2 separate regions of the Homo sapiens genome follow, and region 2 is linked to region 1. The links are chromatin loops, found by intact Hi-C in ENCODE. Cell type or tissue: ascending aorta. All regions are shown on one strand.

Region 1 (8,000 bases):
CAAACGGCCACAAAGTTGTTAGAACATACACACTTAAGTGGCTTAGACTTACCTCCTTTCTAAATAGAGCTGGGAGGTATTTATTTGGCCTTGATACTGTGAAAAAAAATTACTGAGACACTGTGGTCGCTGTGAATTGAGAATTTTGGAACCTCTACCCTAGGCCTCTGAGCTGCCCCCACAGTGTCATCAGGGGCCATCTCCAAGGGTCTCTACCTCTACAAGGTGGGGAGGGGCAGATTCCAGAAGGGGATGAGGCAAGGTCTCCCAGCTGTCTCCACCTCCACATCCCCTGGGAACTGACCTGAAGGTCAGCAGAGGTGAAACCTGTTCTTTGGCAGCTTCGCTCAGGAGGAGAGGCCTCAGAGTCACCTCCAACTGAGGACAGGCCCTAAAGCCGGTGAGTGGAGAAGGGGGTCTTTGCAGTTCATCAGGTGAGGATTTTTTTGATTAAAAAAAATCCTTTTTGATAAGGTAGTTTCCATCAGTGGGGAAGGAGGCAGAAGGTCCTTTTAAAGGAACCATGGGAGTCATCGAGGAGGATGGCTCCCATGTGTGCATGTGTGTGTGCACACATGTACAATGTGTGCATGCACGGGAGGGCAGCCAATCACATGGGACCCATGGCTCCACGGGTGAAGGGTGGTGAGTCCTTCCTTAGAGAAGAACAGAAACAGTCCCTGGCATTGGGCAGGGTCACCAGTGAGTGTACCAGGAGCTTCCCTTCAGGAAAAAGTGGGGGCCACTCTCAACACGGGTCTTTGAGGCCAGATGTGGGCATCTGGATCATGAGGCGTGGCCACATTGGTGAAGAAACAGATGGGGACACAGAGGCTTCAATCATGGAGGCCTTGGCAATGAGGTCATCACTGCAGCTGTCACTGTGAATGCTGCTTGGGGTGATACCCAACAAATAGAAATTAGGCTCAATCTCCATAAAAACAACAACAATGGCAAAGAGGAAGGATGAGACTTCTCCAGCAAGCGTCTGCGGGGAGTGGGGCCACTTTCTCCCCTCCCGCTCCTCTTTCCAGCCAGGTCACATATGGCTCCCATGGACCTCAGCTTTCCAGGGTTCCTCACACCCTGCCTTTCCTAGCCGACTGTTGGAAGAAGCCTACATCTGGCGTCAACCCCTGGGCTTCTCCTGGTGGGGGAGAAGGGGTGTCCGGGTGTAGGTGTCCCTGCAGCAGTAGCAGGGTCCTGCTGCTCCGGATCACACACTAGCAAGTCTGGGAAGGGGCCTGTTATTTGTTGTTTCCCCACAAGCATCTGCTGTCCTTAGAGAGGAGAAGAGACCATTGCAGACCTACTTTAATGTTAAAAGAAGTCACAGAACTCACAGGGGAGAAAAAGAAAACATTTTAACAAAGGGAGAGAGGAATACAAAGGGTTGGGGAAAGCTATGCTTGGATCTCACTATTCTGTCCACTGCACACCTGAGGGCCTGTGGTCCCTGGGGAAGTTCAGCCTTCTGCCTATCCGCATGGCTGGCTACTTGCCAAGGACACCTGGGATTGCTCCAATCCCTTCACTCACGGAGGAAGCCACACCTGCACATGGTGGGCTGCTCCCAGGACCACACTAGATGGAGGAGGAGTGCTCACTGGTAAAGAGAATAGCGGGCAATAGGAACAGACCATGTGTATTTCAGCTTTGCTGACTGATTCCTGGGGAAAGAGAATAACAGATGGTCGAGAGGGAAGATGGGATCAAGCAATGAGAATATGGCAAATACCTGGTCCTGTCCTTGACCTACGGTGAAAGCCACATCCCCAGGGTTTGGGGATCATTTTATTTGTAAGGTCTCCGTGGTCCAGACTGAACCAAACCGTTTCATCAGCCAAATATTAGAAATTTCAACATGAACTCTCGTATTTTTAATCCAACCAGATTTGTGCTTTTGACCTTGTTCTAGATCACAGAGTATTTCACGACAGGGTAGACAGTGGCAGGAAGCCATGGAACATCTGCATCTTGCAGACAGCACCTCGTTTTATAAGAGGGGACCCAGATAGATCAGTGCAGACTGATGTATGAGCTGCCATCTGCAAATAGCACAGTCAAGACCTGATGAGTTCCACTGTGAACTGTTAGGAAGCTGTCTTTATAACAACGGAGACGTGAAAATTATGGTTCCCCGCTAAGGCTACAGCAGCCCACCACTGTGCTGGGTGAGATACTTCATTCATCTAGGCAGGTTTGCACTGGCTTATTACAGGAGGCATAATTGCTTTTGGTACACATTCACAGGAATCAGGAAAAGACATTCTTTATGCTCCTCATTGTCAATGCCCTACTTACCAACTTCATCCCTGATGTTTGCAAGTTCGATTGACAGCTCTTTTTCTTTCACAAGGGCACTTTCATTCTGAAAAAACAAAAACGGATACCGAGAGTCCCCTAGTTTTATGCTAGATAAGCACTTTCACATGATTAATTAATGAATCGTATTAAGCAAATATTTATAAGTCTAGTCCTTAAGGAGATAATTTTCACATTATATAAGCATGTAAAAACTTACAAAGTCAAGTCTGACTCATTCATTTGTATCCCATTCAAATGGCAAAGCTTGCATCATAATATTAATAATACCCGTGGTTGTGTTTTTGTCTAGATTACACTCCTGTATATCATCCTGCATTAATTCTTTGCAAATTTGTGTCCCACCCATTAATCTATTGCCATATATTATTGTACAGTGTTTATTATTATCACTACTATGAGATTTCCGACCATTAAAAAAGTCTGTGCCATATTTCTCTGAGGGCCAAATGCTTGTTTTACCAACTGTTTTTTAAACTTACCCTTTTGTCCATACATGATTAGCTACTTAATCAATAATAAAGATCAGGGCAGAAGGCTTAGCATGAAACATTTCTCTTTGTAATACCACCAACAACAATATTTAAGGTTTCCAAGTTTTTTGTTCCACTGTCAGCATCAATAGATGAAAAAAGGAAATCTCAGGCTTGAAATACCATTTAGTGCAAAAAATGCCCCGTATAACTAAATGACTGCTAAGTTGTTTTCAAATCAAATACATCCTCTGATATAAAGTAGGGAAGTAGTTGAAGATGTGCTGAATTTGTAATCTGCGTTATTGAGTCACTATAAACAGCATATTATGATTTTATTACTCACAATTACCAGAAAAGATGTGCTATATAAATTCTCTTCAAGTTTGAGATACCAAAACTACAGGCCTTCAAAGAAAGTCTCTGTCATTCTGTAGCATGGACTCTCGAAGCAAAGTGATTTCCGGGGAGGGAATTTTGAGTAAAATGTGGACCGAATACCTAGCATGAGTATCATCGGGGCCTTGAGAATGTTCTTTCTTCCTTAACCACCGTTGCCTTTGGTTTCAGCACCTCTGAAGGACGTGTGTGGAATGTGACCAGACAGTTCTCACAATATTGTTTCTGGTGTGCTGTTTTTAGACGCAGGGAACAAGTGTGCTGCTTTGGGTTGGTGGGAGGGTCTCGGGTTATCCAGAGGGCATTTGCTAAGCTGTGTCATAATATTCATCATGCCAAAAATAAAACTCTATTTCATAATACACTGAGAGCTATTTTCATTGTGGGAGTCAAAAATTATTAGCTAATAGTTTCCTTAAGAAAATGCAGCAATAGATCTGTCCCTGAGGGAAATGGACCCTGCTATAGTCTGAAGGTATGTGTCCCCCTAAATCCCCCTAAAATTCATGTTGAAATCCTCACCTCCAAGCTGATGATATTAGGAGGTGGGGCTTCTGGGAAGTGATCAGGTCATGAGGGTGGAGCCCTCAGGAATAAAATTAGAGGGATCCCAGGGAGCTGCCTTGCCCCTTCCTCCGTGTGAGGATACAGCCAGAAGGTACTAATGTTTACGGGAAAGTGGCCCGCACCTGACACTGAAACTGCTGGAGCCTAGATCTTGGGCTTCCCAGACTGCAGAATTGTGAGAAATAAATTTCTGTTATTTATAAACCACCCAGTTTATAACATTTAGTTACAGCATCCCAAAGACACTAAGACAGACCCAACGGACACCTCCCATCTCATTTCTGAAGTTCTCTCCTTCCATCCCAGCCCATAGCATCCTTGTTTTCCCTGAATTTCAGAGTTAACAACTACATCTGAGAGCATGTATTTTATTGCATAATCCTACTCTGTATCTCAATATTCCTACTCTAATGCTACACCCACTGTGCAGGGTTGTCATGAGGATTAAATTAATGTATGTGATGTAGTTAGTGTCCAGCATTTAGCAAGCTCATACAAGTGTAAGTTGTTATTATATTTCTGTTTCCTTTTATTTCATTTGCAACTGGATAACACCCTATATATAATAGGTGCTTTTCCATATTAATTATCTAAATGCATTTAGAATTTGCATATCAGTCTTATACTTTTTTTTTTTTTTTTGAGATAAGATCTCGCTCTGTCACCTAGCCTGGAATGCAGTGGTGTAATCATGGCTCACTGCAACCTCTACCTCCCAGGCTCAATGTATCCTCACACCTCAGCCTCCCAAGTAGCAGGGACTACAGGTGCATGCCACCATGCCCAGCTAATTTTCTGTATTTTTAGTAGAGACGAGGTTTCACCATGTTGCTCAGGATGGTCACAAATTCCTGGGCCTAAGCAATCTGTCCAATCTGTGGCTGCCACAGTACTGGGATTACAGGTGTGAGCCACCGTGCCTGGCCTTATGCTCTGTTTTTGTAAGCACCTTCCTGGTCTGCCCTGATTTTGCTTAATTTTTGACGTGGTTCAGAGATTGGAGAAGCCAGAACAGGGAACATGTTCTAATCAGACCGATCACAGGGATTACATACTCATTCTAACAGCAGTATAATATGACCAGATGACAATCAATGTGTTCCTGTAGGTTAAGCAAATTTGGTATTTTGGAGAGCACTAATTTTGGTACTGACCCTGAAATAATCTTAACCTAGTGGAAAAACCAACTTGCTTTTACTGTCAAGAATAGTTCTGAATACTCATATTCTCTAATTCCTAAACACGTTCCTAAATAATTATCTAAACACAGCCAGAGAATTGAAATAGTATGCTTATCAGTCCAGAAATAGCATTATACAGTGTTCACTCTCAGAGTAATGAGAGTTGCAAAGACTTAGACTGGGCCAGGCAGTGAACAATCAGAAAATAACAAAAACAACAAATCAACTCTAATTTCTAACTGAAAGCCAACATCTCCCCCAGCTCCCTGTCATGGCCCCTGCTGGACGTTATCAGAGTCATGCCCTAGGGATCTCTCACATCATAACAAATCAGTCCACACTCCCAGCCACAGAAGAATCAGGCCTGTGGGGAAGGAGTGGCTGGAAGGCCCTATGAGAGGGACAGGCCTCTTCGGTATGGCGCTGACTATGAGGGAGACTGCTGATGAAGACCTTCAGACTTGTATCACTTTGGTGAAAACCTAATGCTGATGTTTTGTGGTCAGGCCTTCCCTGTCCATCTGTTGCTTTAGGAGAAACACAAATAAGATTGATGGAAACCAAGTGAGAATGTAAAAAAAAAAAAAAAGCAAGAAAAGAAAGGAAGGAAGGGGATGGGGAGAGAGAGAGGCAAGGAAGTGGAAAGGAGATAGAAGTGAGATTAGAGACCTTGTACCATCTCCATTTGGGGAAGCAGAGGCTATTAAAACAGATCACGAAGACCCAATGAAAATGACCCCATCCACCCTTTTGCAAGTTCAGGCTCTAAAACCAGCCAGTTCCAAACTATAGTCATTAGATGGCTTTTCAAGGAAGGGTTGGCTGCCAAAATAAGCAACAAACCTGATGACTCAAATGTCAAGGAAAATAACTTAACTCTGGCAAGTTCTGGCTAAGTATTATTTACTAATTACTACAGGTGATTCATGCTGTCCACCACCAAACACTCTCTGTAGTCCAGGCACAATGTTAGGTAAGCCCTTTATGTCATTTACTCCTCCAGACACTGTCCAGAGCATCCCGGGTCTTATTTCCCTTTATGGAGGAGGAAACTGGGACTCTATGGTGAAGTGGCTGGCCCCTGCACAACCCACCAGGAAATGGCAAAGGCAGGAGTTTCCACCCATCGTCCACACTCTTCATCAAACACGAGCACACCAAGATTTCCCCTCCTAGCCATGCTTAGATAGATGCAACAACAAGATCCAAATTGCACTGAGCCTCGGCCTGGATCTGAGCACTTATTACCATGAAGCTTTTCATGTCTGACTGGGAGAGAGGCAGGGTCCGCTCCTGACTACTCTGTCTCAATGAAAGAATGCCCTGGCTGCATTCACATCCCACTCCACAGCCTGAACTGCCTGTCTGTGTCCTGGGTGTTGTTTTGTGAGTTGCACATTAGTCTGTTTCCAGCGTCTGGACCCATTTCAGCATCGCTTACTTGGGCTATAACTTCTGAGAGAGTAGTTGTTTAGTTTTCCCCACCAGCTTCTAGAAGGATGCTGTCTGATGACCTCTGAATATGTTGCTGCTGAAGATGCTGGCACAGCTCTGCTCTGGCTCGCTGAGGCCAGCCTGCGCAGTTTGGCGACAGCCCTTCCTCCATAAGTGCTTGTTTTTGAAATGATATCAACTCTTCTAATTTATGAATCCTCTGCATAAAGTAAGTTACTTTTTGCTTCCTGCAAGCCAAACCAGAATGACGTAGTACCACCCTGCAATGAAATGAGTCAATAGCTGTGACTGCAGGAACACTGTTCCTTAGGCAAGAGTGAACTTAAAGGAATCTTCCATTTACTGCTCTTTGCCTCAAAAAGTTATTCCTCCATCCATCAAGGTTCAACAGAATCCAGTGTGATCTTGCAAGGCCCTTAGGTTCTGTTGAACACCCGGGACTCCCTTGGAAAGGATCTCAAGTCATTACTCCCCTCCATTCCCCAAACTATGCCTGGTCTGGGTGATGACACTGTGGGTTGACTGAAATATGATCAAGGCCTCCTCTAAGGGCCCAGGGTTAGATCAGTGCCTCTCTAAATGGGGGATGAGTGGAAAATTCCTAATGAGTGCCAAGTACATGAGCTCCTGTTTTCACTCAAGAGGGCTAAAAATAGAACTCAGTGTTAATCATCCAAACTGTCCTGGTGATATAGTCCAGAAATTGCAAAGCCTAACGAGGCCACTCCTCTAAAATTCTGTTTATTCTATGACAGGCTTCACTGGAAACTGACACTTTAAGAACATTTATCTAAGCCCCAAAACAGCAGCTGTTTCTTCTTAGCTACCTCTTTCATTTGTTCATGTACCGCTCTCCTTTGCACGCTGAGTTCTCCATTCATTCTGGTGTGGTCTATCTCTTATTCACAGATGGAATGCAAGACAAGCTACTCCTATGAAACATCCAACTCACTCCCTGTACATCTTGCCTTAAACATACCCCTGCAAGTCTGCTACAGTGAAGCCTACACTTCTTTTTAGACATGGCTCCCAATCTAAGACTTTTTGCAAACTCGCGGGGATATTGCCTTTCACTTTTCCTTGCTAGAGCAGCCTTGCAAAGCAGACAACCCACTAATCATCCCATTAACCTCAAGCAATCAGATGTGTGGCCAAAGCCCAGGCAAGCCTGCCATACTCTGTTATTTTAACATGTGTGGTCAATGGGCGTTATCTCTTCTGATGGTTGATGCTACCCCGTGAAGCTGGTGGTAATGGGAAGTGAAAACGCCTGTCCTTGTTAGCATCATCCGTGTGATTCTCTGCTTGGGCATCAGCCACCTGTGCCACTCCTCAAATTAGAAACCAACAGAACAGCTATTTACTACTAAAACTGAACGCTGGGTAAATCTGAGGTGCTTTCACCCCAGTTCATCCAGAAATAGGAAATGTATACCAAATAACACATACTCACTGAGTGCCTACTATGTGCCTGGCAGACATTTCTGCTCTCAAGAAGCTTGACGTCCAGAGAGTCAGTAAATGGATGAACAATTACAGAACACTGTGATCTAACCCAGCAGGGCAAGGCTGTCTTGGAGATTTAAACTGAGAGCAGCAG
Region 2 (8,000 bases), 300 kb after region 1:
CAAATGACCATAAAAAATGGATTCTTGAGCTGGCCACAGTGGCTCATTCCTGTAATCCAAGCAAACTGGAAGGCTGAGGTGGGAGAATCACTTGAGCTGAGGACTTCAAGGATGCAGTGAGCCACGACTGCACCACTGCACACTAGCCTAAGAGACAGAGCAACACCCCCAACTCAAAAAAAAAAAAAAATTATTCCCCAGTCAGACCTCCAGATGAGCATGCAGCCAGCCAACACCTTGACTGCAGCTTTCTGAGACCCTGAACAGAGAAACCATCTAAGTCACGCTCAGACTCCTGACCCACAGAAACAGAAAATGTGGGTTGTTTTAAGCTACTGAGTTTCTGTAATTTGCTACACAGCAATGGAAAACTAATAGTTATTTATTTGGCAGTTTCACAGCCACATCTGTTTACTTTTATGTCCCTCTTTCTGGATTGTCAGCTAGTTTAAAGGGAGGGACTGCGTCTTCATTTACTTTTGTTCCCTACTCACCCTGCTGTTTAGCACAACTGTCTGACACACAGATGGTCAGTGTGTACTGAATAGAGTCCAGCAAATGAATGAATAAATGAATAAATAAATATGGCACTATGGCACTTCTGCATTCCAATAAATGTGTTAAGCACCATGACACATTGCTTTTCCCTCTAATATCTCTTGGTTAATCAACATGCTGAGAAAATGAAAACTATTTCCTTTTCTAAGAAAGTCACTTATCTTCATTAAAATGGAACTGCTGTCCTATTTTCTGGTCATACCATTTGATTAACTCCTTCTGGAATATTTCATAGAATTCTCTATGGTTTTTACCAGCCTACATAATTTTGTGTCATCAGTTACTTCAATGAGCTAGCTACTTTTCTCCAACTAAATATTTCATATACTAGGCACCAATTCCTGAGGCACCCCATCAACTCCATTCTATGAGGAAATCTGCACAAATATCCTTTCTCTGAACCAATTAAAATCTAAATGAGAACTTGATTTCTCATTCTGTCATTAGCAATAATAATCATATTCATACTTTTGGATGATCAAAGTACTTTACACCAATTATTTTGCTTGTAAGTAGACATGCTATATAACCCCCATTTTTTAGATAAGAAAATTGAGGCAGAAAAATGCTTTTGGAGCAAGGTTTTTATTTGTTCTGTGAACAATGTATTAAGCACTGAACATATATGGAGCACCAAATTTAGAAAAAATGAAAGGAAAACAGATCTGTCTTGTCTGCCTTATGAAATTGAAAGACTCCTACAGTTTTATCTGTGTTTTTTCCATTTTATTTTTTTCTACTAGTATTTCCACATAAGAAAGCTAGGCTTAAGCCTTCCCTACCTGACACCTAGTAAAATACAATAGGCTTCTGTGTGCTTTGGGCTCATCCCGACCCTGTTTATCCAGCACAGGACTTAGAGAATGCCTTGCTAAGCTCGATTTATTGCTGCTGAGCATCCTACAGTGAATTCCTGGCGCCCACTGTTCAATATACAAACATGTTGGCTTTGTTAAAGACCCTGGTAGATACTTCATTCACCTTCCTTCCCAATCCAATCTTCTCTGGTTTTTGTTTGTTATTTCATAACCAGAAATTCTCTACACAAAGTAACTAGCTTATTGCTCACTTAAGCAAAACTTCACTTTTGTACATGCTGCCTTGCTTTATGTACATGTTGCCCCTTCAAGTCAACATGCCCTCTTGGCTTATGTTTGACAACTCAACTGCCCTACCCTTTTTCAAAAACAAGAACAATATTCACCTGATGACTAACTCTATCCAGCTCTACCTGGGCCTTCAGGCTTTGGCTCCCATAAGCCTGAACTTCTTTTTTTGTTTTTGTTTTTGTTTTGAGACAGTCTCACTCTGTTGCCCAGGCTGGAGTACAGTGGCACGATCTTGGCTCACTGCGACCTCTGCATCCCAGGTTCAAGCGATTCTCCTGCCTCAGCCTCCTGAGTAGCTGGGATTACAGACACCGGCTACCACGCCCAGCTAATTTTTGTATTTTTTTAGTAGAGACGGGGGTTCACCATGTTGGCCAGGTTGGTCTCAAACTCCTGACCTCAGGTGATCCACCCGCCTCAGCCTTCCAAAGTTCTGGGATTATAGGCGTGAGCCACCACGCCCAGTCTCATGAACTTCTTTAATTTGCTTGCATTCCTATCAATGGTTCTGGACCAGGAGCATCAGCATTACCCAGGAATTTATTAGAAACACAAATTATTGGGCTTCAACTCCAAATATACTGAATCAGACATATTAAAGGTGGGCCCCTCAAATTGTTTTAACAAACCCATCATGTAATTCTAATGCACTTTAACATGTAACAACCCCCAATTTATCGGTGTATGTAAATATATAAGTTAAAATATATATACACATATAATTACCTAAATAATAATACTTAAAAAAATTAGATCCCCATAGCACTTTGGGAGGCCGAGGCGGGCGGATCATGAGGTCAGGAGATCGAGACCATCCTGGCTAACACAGTGAAACCCCGTATCTACTAAAAATACAAAAAAATTAGCTGGGTGTGGTGGTGGGTGCCTGTAGTCCCAGCTACTCGGGAGGCTGAGGCAGTAGAATGGTGTGAACCTGGGAGGTGGAGCTTGAAGTGAGCCGAGATCACACCACTGCACTCCAGCCTGGGCAACAGCGTGAGAGTCCATCTCAAAAAAAAAAAAAAAATTAGATCCCCATTTAGACTTCAAGCTGTTTTGGATAACAGGAAATGTGATAAAATTTAACTATTATTGTTTTTCTAAACCACCTTAGCACATAGAACAGTGTTTTGCACAAATTTTATGCTCATTACACATATTTGGCTAATGCCACATTTCTTTATCCCATCTTGACTCATTAACGTTTATTTAAGCACCTTTGACCAAAGGAGCACAAAGAAAATAAAGTAAACATAGCACATTATCCTTATTAAGTATGTATTTGCAGCTCTGATTAAGGTTAGGAAGACTAAATTAGTTCTGCACCCAAAGCTTGTCGTCATGGGGCTCCATGAGGTTAGACTTCTATGACCCATCTCCTGGGGCTCCTATGTGCTTCTGTAACCACAAGGCTGCAATCAAACTGAATTATCTGCACCTCTCCAACAGCATCTCTAGGCTGTAACTTCTGCCCGAAAACGTCCTCTACTCACTATCTGCCTGGATATTTCCAATGTATCTGTTAAGGCTTACCTTCAGGAAGCTTCTTGACCCCCAATATTGTAAGACACTCCTCTCTTGTGCTCCTGGGCAACCCTCTATTTACCCTGATCGTGGCACTTACCACACTGCATTCTGAAATAATTTCCACCTGTCTGTCTGCTCCACTGCACTGTAAGGTCCGGGTTCTCACTGCTGTATTCCAGTGCTTATCATACAATTGGTGCTCAACATTTGTGGACTGGGAAAAATATAAGTGGGTAAAGTTTGGTATTAATGTAATTAAGTTTTCTATCTTTCAATTTCCTCAAATAACCAAACATTAATATATTTTATGCTAATGACAAATTTAGTTCAGAATAAGAATGTAAATTTGTCTCTGATGGTGGAAGGGGTCAGGGGACCCCTAAGGCTATTTCTTTACCCCTCCTAATATCTAGTGCACATCGACACCGATTTTTGTCAGCAGGTACACCAGTAATCTAGAAATAGAATGCCAGGCATGGGATGAGCATGAGCATATACTTTGCTGTGTTTTCAAGTATCACCTGCAGACACACAGTCATTTGCATATGCCTACTTCCCATGAGGGAAGCCTTCTTGAATGTCCACCAGATGAGCTCCCTGAAAATACGGCTAATGACTAGTCACCAAACTCAACAGAGGAAGAGGTGATTTTCTAGTGATTGGTGTTTCCTAATCACCTACCAGAGAACTGGGGCAGGCAGAGGTGAAAAAAACAAACGAATGAACAAATACCTTTGGGTGATCATCTTCCAGGCCAGTAAGCCCTCATACCATCACTTAGAATGAGGAACAATTTGTTCAGAACACCACCAAACACTAGCAACTTGGTTTCCTACAACAGGAAGACATTCCAGAAATAACTGCGGCATTTAGCACTGATTTCTGTTCTCCTTCACTACGCTGGCATGCTGTCTGACAGGACGTGAGACTGCAGAGAAGCCAACCTCACAGCAAAGTCATGCTTGCATTGGCCACAACTGTTTGTAAGCAGTGCCAGAAAATACTGTGTTGCTTAGCCCTGAGATTCTTCAGGAGCAGGTCACCCCTGTGAGAAGATCACCTTCCCATCCTGTGGGTATCCACCTCTTCATGGCTTATTCCTAAAAGTCTGAAGACTCTAAATTTAAACGTTTTTCTTCATTTATTCCTAAATGAAGATATTCTCCTCATTTAAGAAACTGCTTATTTTGACAAAATCAGGAGAGATTTTATGCATTATATTCATAAATAAATCTCTCTATGTTGATGAAGAAAAGTTAAAAATTTTAAATGACATCTGTAGCAGCCCTCAGCGCAGTTTCTCATCCGTGAAAACTCAGAGAAAGAAGAAAATTCTCAACGCTGACAACCACGACTGAAGACAACCTCGTGTTTCGATTAAAGGTTTGCAAAAACGTTGCTGACTACAGGGCAGGTGATGATTAATAGAGGAAAACCAATCCTGGAAACACTGGCTGATGGAGAGAGCGCCAGAGGAAGGGGAGGATAGTTATTCCTCTTTGCCCATGTGCCTGCTGTCTCAGAGACCCAGAATCTTCACCAACCATAAGTCTAAGAGCACGAGAATGAGGAATCATGGCACAAAAGGATGAGTGGTAAGTGTTAAAACCAGTTAAAACAAATATGACTCTAAATAATCATTGTATATTTTTGCAAAACAGTGCCATTTCCTTATAATATAAGACAATGCAATAATTACCTAGATCTGAAATCACAAAGACCAAACCGTAGAGTGAAGATAACGAGATAGTAAAAGGGTACAAAATTCTTTGTCTCAAATTGGACTAAGTAAAGTGAACAAAGTCCATCAACAGACATTAAATTTAGTATTATATTAGATATTAGAATTTAGCATCATAATAAACATCTCAAATGGGGGGAAATGAATAGTTTTACATACTGTTTTAGAACCACTACCAAACTATTTATTATAAGTTAAAATGAAAGTCTTGCCTAACTGTGGCCCTAAGTTAATTTTAGATAGCTTAAAGATTTAAATATAAAGATGTGAAGCACTAGAGGAAAACAGAAATGCATAGTGTAAAGAAGAGCTTTCTGAGCATTATCCCAGTGCAAAATCCAAGAAAGAAAAAATACAAATATGTAATCATCAGCTTGAGTTAACCATTTTGTGCTTGTGCTTTCTCACTGTAAGATGGGGTATAATAAAAGAACCTCTCATTAGGGTTGTCTGTGTGTCAGCACATATGTGAATACAGCTTACATGCATAAGTGCCTGAGATAATACATGCAAAGTACCTAGCATAAGGCTGGGAACGTGGAAAACACTCAATGCATGTTAGTAAAGAAAAAAAAAAAAAAGACAGGAGGAAACTGAACTTAACATATTAACATAAACAGGTACTTACTCCATATCACTGGGGGCAAAGGGGAGAAACCAGCTTCCAAAGCAGATGGGAGATGTGCTTTGTCTTAAAAAATTAAAATGACTCAGAAATTTACTATAATAATACCTTATTAAATAACTGATAATTTTTCACTCAACTTATTCTAAAATATTATTCATATGGTGGTGGCTCATTTTCAGCAAAACTGCCTATGCAGTGGCATTTTAAAATGGCTTTATGTTGACTTTGGATGAGTTATTTTTTAAAAAAAAAGCTTTAAGAAAAAATTTATTTATCATAAATTTTACCCATATAAAAAACACAATTCAATGGTTTTTATTATGTTTACAGAGTTGTACAACCATCGCTATAGTTTAGAACATTTTTGTCATCTCCAAAAGAAACCCTGCACTCATTAGTCATCCCACTCTAGTCATCCATCTATTAATTTTTAATATAGTCTTTCCAGTAATGTACTTGAGTTATAAAGTTTATATTTATATAACTCAAATATAAATATTAAAAATATATAAATATAATTTATATACATATCTTTTATTTATATAAATAATGTATAATATTTATATTATATATTTGGTATTATAAAAGCATATGAGGATTCTGAGAAGATGGCAAAGTAGGAAGTACAGGAAATCTGCCTCCCCACCCAGACAACAATTACATTGGCAGAATCTGTCTGATGTAACTGTTTTGGAACTCTGGAGTCTATTGAAGGCTTACAACTTCCTGGGGAGGGTGAGGATAGCAAATTGTAGTTAATTTTGGTCAATTTCCCCTCTTAGCACCTCCAAGGAGCAGCTACCCATCCCCCAGTCCCCAGTCCCACAGCAGGCAGCTGTGTGCATTCCTAGAGCAATCTGAACACAACTTGCAGGAGCTGGAGTGAGTAAAAGGACTCTGTCTTCCAAATGTCAAGGATCTGTGCTCCACTCCTGTTACTTCTTCTTATCACAGAGGTACAGAAAAAGAGGCACCGATGTTCCACCTCCTCCCTATGTTGTTCCCCCTCCTGCTCATCCTGAAGTAACTTCCACAGGATTGAAAGGCCAATGCCTTTTTCTTTCAACCTCTTTCATTTTTTTCTCTTTTGGGAGGTAGACATCAAAGATTAGGACATTCAACTGCAACCATATATATGGGGTAGATTAGAAATTCGGAGCACATGTTCAAGAGAACATCTCTACTAAAGATACAAAAAAAAAAAAAAAATTAACCAGGCACGGTGGTGTGCACCTGTAATCCCAGCTACCTGGGAGGCTGAGACAGGAGAATCGCTTGAACCTGGGAGGCAGAGGTTGCAGTGAGCCAAGATCACGCCACTGTACTCCAGCCTGGGCGACAGGGTGAGACTTGTCTCAAAAAAAAGAAGAAAGAAGAAAGAAGGAAGAAGGAGGGGAAGGAGAAAGAAGAAAGAAGAAGAAAGAACAAAGAAGAAAGAAGAAAGAAGAAGAAGACTGAAGAAAAGTAAACAGAGCTCTAAGGGACTTGTGGGACACCATCAGGTCAACCAGCAATACACTGCGGTAGTCCCAGAGGAAGAGGGAAAAAGGTAGAGAGAATATATGAAGAAATAATGGCCAAAAATCCCCATTTGGTGAAAAACATGAATATAAACATCCAAGAAGCAGGGAGATAGGATGAGCACGGAAGCAGGATGAACTCAAAGAGGCCCACACCAAGAAACAGTATAATCAAACTGTTAAAAGACAGAGATAATTTTGAAAGCAGTAAGACATAAATGGTTACATACTAGGGATCCTCAATAAGATTATCAGCAGATTTCACATCAGAAACATTGGAGGCCAGAAGGCAGTGGGTTGATATAGTCAATGTGATAAAAGAAAAAAAACTGTCAACCAAGAGTTCTTATAAGGATGCAGCAGAAAAAAACAAAATGTTTTTCCTCTGCTTAACCACTCACAGTCTACACAACACAGAATATTTCATCTCTGACTACCAAATTGTGGGGAGATTTCTCTCTACCAGCAACCAATCAATTCTTCAGCAGACACTAAATGGGTATCCTTCAATTCCATTCTGATACTGTCTACCTGGAAATAGCATCACATCCCACAGGCTGAGGCTTACTTAGTCCCATAAGACTGGTTCCCATATCAGATGCCAGTTGCCAAGTACTAGGTTGTCACATATACTTCTGACTGAGGGTTCATGATATCCTCCTTGGGTTTTGATTAATTTGCTAGATTAATTAACAAATTAGAGTGGCTCACAAAACTCAGTACAAAAAATACATATGAATAGCCAGATGGAAGAGATGTATAGGGTGAGGTAAGGGAGAAGGGGTACAGAACTTCCATGTCCTCTTTGGGCCAGCCAACCTCTAGGCATCTCCATGTGTTCAGCTATCCAGAAACTCCCTGAGACCAGTCCTTTTGGACTTTTATGGAGATTTCATTATACAAACATGACTGATTTA

The links. A loop is a pair of places that touch in the nucleus more often than their neighbours do. Peaks named below come from ENCODE experiments on the same cell type or tissue, not always from the same donor. Only the 100,000 strongest peaks of a DNase experiment are listed, where the experiment ranks them.
Region 2: it touches region 1 in a loop (2.6-fold over the local background); 2 of 110 quality-filtered maps call a loop at or near these places.

What each region holds. Positions count from the first base shown.
Region 1 is chr13:29,434,354-29,442,353 of GRCh38, reverse strand. It overlaps MTUS2 (microtubule associated scaffold protein 2), which reads right to left. Exons shown (of 16, transcript NM_001033602.4): 9 at 2,305-2,371. Among named protein-coding and RNA genes, the nearest start is that of MTUS2-AS1, 49 kb to the left of the region's middle. RefSeq lists a silencer at 7,675-7,774. In ascending aorta, no CTCF peak of the experiment used is centred here; DNase peaks (open chromatin) are centred at 3,433, 5,884, 6,589 and 6,953; H3K4me3 peaks cover 976 bases; H3K27ac peaks cover 5,365 bases.
Region 2 is chr13:29,136,556-29,144,555 of GRCh38, reverse strand. The region is part of intron 5 of MTUS2 (microtubule associated scaffold protein 2); the gene reads right to left. LOC124903144 (a long non-coding RNA gene) reads left to right here and starts at 4,218. Exons shown (of 2, transcript XR_007063739.1): 1 at 4,218-4,789. In ascending aorta, no CTCF peak of the experiment used is centred here; a DNase peak (open chromatin) is centred at 4,115; H3K4me3 peaks cover 2,616 bases; H3K27ac peaks cover 3,767 bases.